Regions from separate parts of the Homo sapiens genome. Here region 2 is linked to region 1. Evidence: read pairs that join two places in POLR2A ChIA-PET (ENCODE). Cell type or tissue: PC-9. All regions are shown on one strand. Links, peaks and the distances in the headings refer to the core of each region. The heading gives the core; the rest is flanking DNA.

What was found. Peaks named below come from ENCODE experiments on the same cell type or tissue, not always from the same donor. Only the 100,000 strongest peaks of a DNase experiment are listed, where the experiment ranks them.
Region 2: POLR2A ChIA-PET joins it to region 1 with 15 read pairs; 2 of 35 experiments call an interaction of 5 or more read pairs at or near these places.

What each region holds. Positions count from the first base shown.
Region 1 is chr16:10,477,778-10,483,161 of GRCh38, reverse strand. ATF7IP2 (activating transcription factor 7 interacting protein 2) reads right to left here. Exons shown (of 14, transcript NM_001393719.1): 13 at 2,198-2,283; 14 at 1-1,326. The coding sequence ends at 913. Among named protein-coding and RNA genes, the nearest start is that of LINC01290, 48 kb to the left of the region's middle. In PC-9, for the core only: no CTCF peak of the experiment used is centred there; a DNase peak (open chromatin) is centred at 3,261.
Region 2 is chr16:9,350,355-9,355,738 of GRCh38, reverse strand. LINC02177 (long intergenic non-protein coding RNA 2177) reads right to left here and starts at 151. Exons shown (of 3, transcript NR_135195.1): 1 at 1-151. In PC-9, for the core only: no CTCF peak of the experiment used is centred there; no DNase peak of the experiment used is centred there; H3K27me3 peaks cover 1,121 bases.

The sequences.
Region 1 (5,384 bases), core at 294-5,293:
TTCAGGAAAGACCTCCAGGCTATTTCCCCAAATGATTGACAAAGTGCAAAACAAAACAAAAAAGAGGAGAGCACAAATGAATAGCCCACTTAGAAGCTGAATAGAAAGAATGGGAAGCCATTTCGTTTCATAAAATCTTTTAATTTTTGGCCAGGCATGGTGGCTTACGCCTATAATCCCAGCACTTCGGGAGGCCGAGGCGGGTGGATCCCCTGAGGTCAGGAGTTTGAGACCAGCCTGACCAACAAGGTGAAACCTCATCTCTACTAAAAATAAATTAGCCGGGCATGGTGGCAAGTGACTATAGTCCCAGCTACTTGGGAGGCTGACATAGGAGAATTGCTTGAACCAGGGAGATGGAGGTTGCAGTGACCACTGTACTCCAGCCTGGGCAACAGAGCAATATTCCATCTCAAAAAAAAAAATCTTTTAATTTTTATAATTAACTTTTATCATGCAGCCCAACATGTCATCTTTTCATAAAATCTTAGTAGAGGTGCACTCCAGGGATGATCTGGCCCTCAGTCAAGGGCTGACTTTTCCTGTAGCTATGCTGACCACAGCAGGTTACTAAAAGCTGATTGTTAACGGAGGAAACAGTGGCTGCTTGTATCCTAGGTCTTCTGATAGAAGCAGCAGTTCCACAGTCACTAAAGGTATTGTTCACAATGCACCTCAGCAACATGGGCCAATGATAGCGTATGTTTTAGAACTTATCCATTGGAAGGACATATTTAATACAAACCAGAAATTCATTAAATTACTGGCCACTTAAAACATATAGAAGAGGACTGTCCCAATAGAAAGGGCTCACAATCTGAGCTGGCCTTTTACAATGGCAAATAGTATTACAGTAACATTGCAAACAAACAAATATGAAAAAAAAAGTAGTATATCATTATTAAACACCTTTTACGTAAGATTTTCAGAAAACCCAGGGATAGATTTTATATCACAGAATGGTCCATATCGTCCAAAAATATCTTTTGATTGGACAGTAAAATAGTATCTGTTGGAAGCTAAAAACTGAGATAAAGTACAGGCCATGGGGAGTGGTAAAGCTTTAATTTCTCCAATCTTCTTCCAAATCAACTTATTATTAGAGTTCTCATGACACAGGAAGAGGTGGTAGCTTTCTACAGGAGCACACTTGGGATTGATTTTGGTTATATTCCAAGTCAGGGCAATGCCATTGGGTCTGAAAACCCGTTTCACTTTGAGCTCAGGCTTCTGGGGAGGAAGTGTGTCTCGGGTTTTGTCTACTAATTCAGGTAGTGGTGCTGGTGGTTCTGGGAGAGGTGGCAGGTGCTCAAAGGACTCAGGAACCTAAAAACACAATTGTAAGAAAATATAGCTTTTAAAGTGGTCAATTGCAGTTGTAGAAATATATATTTCTCATTCTTCAATCCATTTATCAAAATAATAAAAGGATATTTCAGTAATATGTGAGGCTGGATCCAGTCCTTTAAGCAGAATCCTCTTTTGGATTTAAGATTTCTATATCCTGGAATATCAATAATCCAGAATGGGTTAGGTTCCAGACATGTGGGATAAATATTCCATCTCATTTCCAAATTGCGCTCTCAAACACTATACTAATTTACATGAAAAGTGTCAGCATGGCTGGGTGCATTGCCTCACCTGAGGTCAGGAGTTTGAGACCAGCCTGGCCAACATGGCAAAATCCTGTCTCTACTAAAAATACAAAAATTAGCTGTGCGTGGTGGTGCGTGCCTGTAATCCCAGCTACTCGGGAAATCCCAGCTACTCGGGAAATCCCAGCTACTCGGGAAATCCCAGCTACTCGGGAGGCTGAGGCAGGGGACTCACTTGAACCCAGGAGGTGGAGGTTGCAGTGAGCCGAGATCATGCCACCGCACTATAGCCTGGGCAACAGGGCAAGATTCGGTCTCAAAAAGTGACAGTATATGAGAACACCCTTTTCCTCCCATCCTCATCAACAATGGCTATTGCTTCTTTTCCAATTTGTTCAATAAAAAAAGTATTTGTTTTAATTTCTGTAGCTTCTGTAAAACTCAACTGAATAATTTTAATTGTATAAATAAGTAGATTAACAACAGCACACTAAATTGTTGTCTAAGCTGAAATGTGACCCAAATGTTTCTTCAAGAGTAACATAGCTACTTCCCACTCAATTTGGAATAAATATCCCTTACAGAGCACTTTGATTCAGTACCTGGACTGCATTTTGTGCCAATGGGGTTGTTTCCTTTGAGTTTGAAGCAGCTTTCGAATGTGACTCCAGGGGGGATACTGGACTTTCTGTGAACAACACAAGGTTTAAGAAGTAAATCTTATCTGCAATAATCAATTCCATAGCCTTTAAGCTATAGTTTACATCTTTGGTGGTAATTAAATGTGAATTAAAATTATAAAACTGTGAATTATGAAGATACACTTTTAATTAAAGTTCAAGATACAGAGGTACCAAATATAGAAAATTTTTAAGGTGACAAAAATTCCCCTTAAGGTAAACACTTTAGACATTGTGTAACTGGCAACTAGATAGGTTTACACATGGGACAGAGATCTCTGATAAATGATCTTAGAGGCAAATTTTCTCGTTAGGCCAACAAAGATGTCTACAAACACAGAGCCATTTATAATCTATAGCCAAGTTTTAGGAATTCAAACTAAAAATCATGTGGGTTGGGGTTAAAGAAATCTCAACTAATGAGGTCTGTGCTCCTCTGGAAGGAATTAGGCATAAAATGTGGAGTGGGGAAAAGAAGAGGGGAAGGAGGAGAAACAGAAAGGAAAATAGATGGTGAGAAGAAGAAAGGAAGGGAACACGAAAAATGTGGATGGGTGGGAGGGAAAGAAGGTACAAGTAGGCAAAAGAATGGATTGAAAACAACTGGGGAGGCTGTGCATAGTGGCTCACATCTGTCATCCCAGCACTTTAGGACGCAGATGACTTGAGGTCAGGAGTTCCAGATCAGCCTGGGCAACATGGTAGAATGCTGTCTCTACTAAAAATACAAAATTAGCTGGGTGTGGTGGCGCGTGCCTGTAGTCCCAGCTACTCGGGAGGCTGAGACAGAGAATTGCTTAAACCCGGGAGGTGGAGGTTGAAGTGAGCCAAGATCAAGCCACTGCATTCTAGCCTGGGTGACAGAGGGCAGAACAAGACTGTCTCAAAAAAAAAAAAAAAAAAAAAAAAAAAAAAAAAAAAAAAAAAAGTATTTCCAGTTCTAAATCACTGAGAAATCACCAGACTGTTTTCTACAATGGTGGAACTAATTTACATTCCTACCAACAGTGTAAACGCATTCCTATTTCTCCACATCCTCGCCAGCATCTGTTGTTTTCTGACTTTAATAATCGCCATTCTGACAGGCATGAGATGGTATCTCATTGTGGTTTTGATTTGCATTCCTCTGATGATCAGTGATGTTGAGCTTTTTTTCATGTTTGTTGGCCAAATGTACGTCTTCTTTTGAGAAATGTCTGCTCATGTCCTTTGCCCACTTTTTTTTTTTAATTATTATTATACTTTAAGTTTTAGGGTACATGTGCACAATGTGCAGGTTAGTTACATATGTATACATGTGCCATGCTGGTGTGCTGCACCCATTAACTCGTCATTTAGCATTAGGTATATCTCCTAATGCTATCCCTCCCCACTCCCCCTACCCTACAACAGGCCCCAGTGTGTGATGTTCCCCTTCCTGTGTCCATGTGTTCTCATTGTTCAATTCCCACCTATGAGTGAGAATATGTGGTGTTTGGTTTTTTGTTCTTGCGATAGTTTACTGAGTATGATGATTTCCAATTTCATCCATGTCCCTACAACGGACATGAACTCATCATTTTTTATGGCTGCATAGTATTCCATGGTGTATATGTGCCACATTTTCTTAATCCAGTCTATCATTGTTGGACATTTGGGTTGGTTCCAAGTCTTTGCTATTGTGAATAGTGCCGCAATAAACATACGTGTGCATGTGTCTTTATAGCAGCATGATTTATAGTCCTTTGGGTATATACCCAGTAATGGGATGGCTGGGTCAAATGGTATTTCTAGTTCTAGATCCCTGAGGAATTGCCACACTGACTTCCACAAGGGTTGAACTAGTTTACAGTCCCACCAACAGTGTAAAAGTGTTCCTATTTCTCCACATCCTCTCCAGCACCTGTTGTTTCCTGACTTTTTAATGATTGCCATTCTAACTGGTGTGAGATGGTATCTCATTGTGGTTTTGATTTGCATTCCTCTGATGGCCAGTGATGGTGAGCATTTTTTCATGTGTTTTTTGGCTGCATAAATGTCTTCCTTTGAGAAGTGTCTGTTCATGTCCTTCGCCTACTTTTTGATGGGGTTGTTTTTTTCTTGTGAATTTGTTTGAGTTCATTGTAGATTCTGAATATTAGCCCTTTGTCAGATGAGTAGATTGCGAAAATTTTCTCCCATTTTGTAGGTTGCCTGTTCACTCTGATGGTAGTTTCTTTTGCTGTGCAGGAGCTCTTTAGTTTAAGTAGATCCCATTTGTCAATTTTGGCTTTTGTTGCCATTGCTTTTGGTGTTTTAGACATGAAGTCCTTGCCCATGCCTATGTCCTGAATGGTCATGCCTAGGTTTTCTTCTAGGGTTTTTATGGTTTTAGGTCTAACGTTTAAGTCTTTAATCCATCTTGAATAAATTTTTGTATAAGGTGTAAGGAAGGGATCCAGTTTCAGCTTTCCACATATGGCTAGCCAGTTTTCCCAGCACCATTTATTAAATAGGGAATCCTTTCCCCATTGCTTGTGTTTCTCAAGTTTGTCAAAGATCAGATAGTTGTAGATATGTGGCGTTATTTCTGAGGGCTCTGTTCTGTTCCATTGATCTATATCTCTGTTTTGGTACCAGTACCATGCTGTTTTGGTTACTGTAGCCTTGTAGTATAGTTTGAAGTCAGGTAGTGTGATGCCTCCAGCTTTGTTCTTTTGGCTTAGGATTGACTTGGCGATGCGGGCTCTTTTTTGGTTCCATATGAACTTTAAAGTAGTTTTTTCCAATTCTGTGAAGAAAGTCATTGGTAGCTTGATGGGGATGGCATTGAATCTATAAATTACCTTGGGCAGTATGTCCATTTTCATGATATTGATTCTTCCTACCCATGAGCATGGAATGTTCTTCCATTTGTTTGTATCCTCTTTTATTTCATTGAGCAGTGGTTTGTAGTTCTCCTTGAAGAGGTCCTTCACATCCCTTGTAAGTTGGATTCCTAGGTATTTTATTCTCTTTGAAGCAATTGCGAATGGGAGTTCACTCATGATTTGGCTCTCTGTTTGTCTGTTATTGGTGTATAAGTATGCTTGTGATTTTTGTACATTGATTTTGTATCCTGAGACTTTGCTGAAGTTGCCTATCAATCAGC
Region 2 (5,384 bases), core at 105-5,104, 1.1 Mb after region 1:
GGTGGAAGGCACCTCTTCACAGGGCGGCAGGAAGGGTAAGTGCTGAGCCAAGGGGGAGGAACCCCTTATAAAACCATCAGATCTTGTGAGACTCACTCACTTTCGAGAGAAGAGCATGGGGGAAACTGCCCCCATGATTCAATTACCTCCACCTGGTCTCTCTCTTGACAATTAAGGATTATGGGGATTATGGGGATTACAATTCAAGATTAAATCTGGGTGGGAAGACAAAGCGTAACCATATCAACATTTAAACAGACACCAATAAAGAAGATACCACAAATGCATATAAGCACATGAAAAGATGCCCAATATCTTTACTCATTAGGGAAATGCAGATTAAAACCATGAGATACCACTATACTTCTATTAGAATAGCTAATGTTAAAGAGCCTGACAATACCAAGGATTTGCAAGAAATGTAGAGAAACAAACTTTCATACACCACTGGTAGGAGTTTAAAATGCTACAACTTTGAAAAGCAGTTTGTCAGTTTCTCTAAAAATCAATCACCAATGATTCAGCCATTGCACACCTTGGTATTTAACCAAAACAAATGAAGCATGTCAATACAAAGCTTGCACACAAATATTAGTAGCAGTTTTATTTGTAATAGCCCAAAATTATAAACAGTGTAGATGTCATCGGCAGGTAAACCAATAAACAAACGCTGGTACATCCATTACAATGGAATACTACTCAGCGATAAAAAGGAATTAACTATCAATACATACTGCAGTATGGGTGAATCTCAAAATAATTATGCTGAATGAAAGAAGACAGAAAAAAATGGAATACTGACCCTCTGATTCCGTTTATATAAAACTCTAGAAATTTTAAAATAACCTAAAGTGACAGAAAATAAATTAGTAGTTGCCAGGAAAGAGGGGAACTGAGAAAATGAAAAAGAGGAATTACCAGGGGTACAAGGCGGCCTTTGAGGGTGATGGATATGTTCACTGTCTTCATGCAGTTATGACTTTTGGTGTAAACATACAGCAAAATTTATCACATGGTACACTTTAAATATATGTTTATTTTATGTCAACTGTATCTCAATAAAGCAGTTTGACAAAAGCTCCCCCCACAACCAAAAAAAGTTATGCACATTGTACTTGTGCATTCTATGTACTAAAATTACATTTCAATAAAATACTGTTTTAAAAAGTCACACACAAAACCTCAAGCAGGCAAGAACTCAGAGGATAACACTACTCCTGACCTCATCTTGAAGAAAATACTTGACAATGAAATGTGCTGAAATAAGAATGAATCAAAAGAATTCCACACAGGACAAGCCTGGGGAAAGCATTGAGTCATTTAAATAAAAAATTGAGACTAAATAACCATGAGAATTCTGGTTACAGAACCAAGTCCCAGTTGAGAATGATAGACAAAAGAAATGTGAACACATAATTTCTTCAAATTTTATAGAAAAGAAAATCAAGTGAAGGCTAAACTTTGAAACAAATTACTAAAAAACAGATTCTAGCCTCTAAATGATTTCATAATTTTTCCCTCAACTTTAAAGGAATAACTTTAGAATGAGCAGCAGTTATGGTAAATACGTTGTTATCTAAACTTTAACAGTTTCTTCAAATTTTATTACCATTTAATTTTCTCCAGGCAAAATTTAAATTAATTATTTTATTAATAATAATATGAAGAGTATGCATGCAGTTTTTAAAATAATTCCCATCTATTTTTGCCCTGACCTCTCTGTTCTTATGTCTGCATATATGTATAGAAAGATGTCCTGAATGATAGTCACTAAATATTAAGTATGGCTTTCTGGAGAGCGTGAAATAAGGTAGATTATTTTCCATTCTTCTGTGTCCTCCTTTGGTGGCTTGAATTTTCTGTAATACACATGTATCACTTTTACAAAAAAAGATAAAGTTACTATTCTTGTTTTTAAAAAACAGTGCACACCCTAAAGTCAAACAAATTAGTGCTAATTCCAACTGCACCAGTAATTCACAGAGGAAATGGAGGATTTGTTTTAATCTCTTAGTGCCTCAGTTCTCTCATCTGTATTGCGAAAGTAACACCAGCACCTAATCCTTTGGGGTAATGTGCATTTAAATGTGATGGTGTGTCTAAGTTGTTATGTACAGTACCCAAATAGTTAGCAGCCACTGGACAGTGGAATTGTAGCTGAAGATGATGCCAAAAACCCAATGAGGCTCTTTAGCTCACAGTAATATCATCAAACTCTACTTGAACTCTAAAAAGGGAGCTATGAGAAACATAGAGCAACACCTGAGACCAAATATCTGATTTTCAGAACTGCATCCTATCTACCCAGAGACACCAGAGATGAAGGTCTCAGTTTCCTTCTGGTTCTTATTTCTTGCACCAGTAGTAGAATTTCAGGAGTTGTCAAGTGCACGCTTCAAGTTGGTGTGTTATTGAAGAGAAGTCTGATGAGTTTCCAGGGCAGGTGACTGGCCTTGACATATGGAGGAATTTTTAGTAGTTGATCTCCAAACGCAACCAGATGTTTCCTTCATGTTCACAATGGGATGTCTCCTTGAAGTCTGCCCTGGTACCCACACGGGGTCTCCAGAACAGCTTGGAGAAGAAGTGACGAGCAAAAGACACTACTTTAGACAATTTCAGTCATTTTGACTTTGGAGTAACTGATTTTTATTCATCTCCAAAACAGGCATCTCGTTGCCTTTGCAAGTAGATATATTTCAGGAAAGTGATATGAAAAGAAAATCTAACTTCTTCATTGACTTTCTTATAAAATTATAAATATATTTGTCCTGGAGAAAAAAAATACCCAACTTAACATTTTTTTAAAGTGCTGTGGGTGGCCAGGTTCAAGACTTTTTGTGGATGCTAATAAAACGGGTGACTTTTTAAAACTGTCCAGAGCTTTGCAGCACACTTTGCATGAATTCTAAGCTCCCTTTTTCTCTCTTGCCAGGCAAGAATTATCTTCTTCAGGCAACAGAATTATCTTCCAGACTACATAATCTCCTGGCACTCAATTTTCAAATTTTGAAGTTCAGCTCTATTTTTTCACTTTTATAAAAATAGCACTACTGGAGGTGGGCTGCCATATTACATTTTTCCAGTAATGACCATCATGTAAAAATGTGCTCCAGGGAGCAATATGGACAAATAGAAGTCCCCAGTGACCATTCCCCACCCTCCAACCTCCCAATGAAACACCAAATTGAACAATTATCCACACAAGAAAGCATCTTCATTAAAACCAAAAACAAGGGAGCTATCACAATACCTGGTTTTCACATCATATTAAGGAAAGAGACACTGAAGAGGGTAGAAAAGACATTCTCAAATTGCTTACACCACTCCTCTCCCAACCCCCAGCAGCTGCACTGTGGTGTGGAGAGAAGATTTGTGTGTTTGGGGAAGACAGAGTGCAGTGATTGTGGGGCTGTGCATTGGAACTCAGTGCTGTCCTGTCACCATGAAGAGCAACACAGGGCAGAACTCAGCCAGTGCCCCCAGAGGAAGGATTTAGATCAACCCTAGCCAGAGACACATTGTCCATCACAGCAGCCAGGACTTCAGTTCCAGCTAGCCCCACTACTGCTGGCTAAAGGGCTCTAGGTTCCTACACAGACTTGAAAGGAAGTCCAGGCCACAAGGACTGCAATTCCTGGGCAAGTCCTGGTGCTATGCTGGGCTCAGAGCCAGTGCACTTGGGGTATATGTGACCTAGTGAGATACCAGCTGGGAGACAAAGAGGACCGTGTCTTACAACTTCAACACCAGCTCAGCCACAGTAGGACAGGACACTGGGCAGAGTCCTGAGGCCCCTATTTTAGGACCTTGTCTTTCAACTTGAATACCAGCTCAGCCACAGTAGGATAGGACACTGGGCAGAGTCCTGAGGCCCCTATTTTAGGCCCTAGCTCCTAGACAACATTTCTAGACACACCCTGGGCCAGAAGGGAACCTGCTGCCTTGAAGGGAAGGATACAATCCTAACAGGATTCATCACCTGCTGACTAAAGGGCCCATGGCCCCGGCATAATCAGCAACGGTAGCCAGGCAAGCCAGGTACTTGCCACGGGACTTGGATGCGATCCAGGGCCATGCTGGCTTCAGGTGTGACTCACCACATTCCCAGCTTTGGTGGCCATGGGTAGAGACTCCTTCTGCTTGAGCAAAGGAGAAGAGAGAATAAAGGGGACTTGGTCTTGTAACTTGGGCACCAGCGTGGCCACGGTGTGGTAGAACACCAAGCAAGCTATTGGAGTCCCCATTTCCAGGCTTTGTCTTTGATGGCATTTCTGGACCTGGCCCTAGGCCAGGGAGGAGCCCACTGTCCTGAAAGGAGAGACCTAGGCCTGACAGCATTCACCACAAGCTGACTGAAGGGCCCTTGGGCCTTGATTGAACAATGGTGGTAGTCAGGCAGTACTCACCAGGAGCCTGGGGCAGTGGTGGCCAAGGGGAGTCCTTCTGCTTAAGGAAAGAAGAGGGAAGAGTGGGAAGGGCTTTATCTTATGGCCTGGGTGCCAGCTCAGCCACAGTGGAATAAAGCACCAGGTAGATTCCTAAGGTTCCCAACTCCAAGCCCTGGCTCCTGGACAGCATTCCTGGACCTGCTGTGGGCCAGCAGAGGAGCTCACCTCCCTAAAAGAAAGGACACAGGCCTGGCTGGACTCACCACCTGCTGACTGAAAAGCCCTTGGGCCTTGAGTGAACATCAGCAGTAGCCAGGCAGTAGTCACCACAGACCTTGGGTGAGACCCAGTGCTATGTTGTTTTCAGGTATGACCCAGCACAGCCCCAGTGGTGGTGGTCACAGGAGTGCTTGTGTCACCCCTCTCCCAGCTCCAGACAGCTCAGCAGAGAGAGACCCTGTTTGTTTGGGGGGAAAGTAAAGGAAAGGAACAAGAGTCTCTTCCTGGTAATCCAAGGAATTCTCTCAGATCTTACCCAAGATGACCAAGGCAGTACTTCTAAAACTCTACAAGAGCCATTGTGTTGCTGCCCTGTCTGGGAGGCGAGGGGCGCCTCTGCCCAGCCACTCCCCCTGGGAGGTGAGGGGCGCCTCTGCCTGGCCACCCCGTCTGGGAGGTGAGGGGCGCCTCTGCCCGGCCGCCCCATCTGGGAGGTGAGGGGCGCCTCTGCCGGGCCGCCCCGACTGGGAAGTGAGGGGTGCCTCTGCCCGGCCGCCCTTCGTCTGGGAGGTGGGGAGTGCCTCTGCCCAGCTGCCCTGTCTGGGAAGTGGGTGCCTCTGCCCGGCCGCCCCATCTGGGAGGTGAGGAGCACCTCTGCCCAGCCGCCCTTCGTCTGGGAGGTGGGGAGCGCCTCTGCCCAGCTGCCCTGTCTGGGAAGTGGGTGCCTCTGCCCGGCCGCCCCATCTGGGAGGTGAGGGGCGTCTCTGCCCGGCC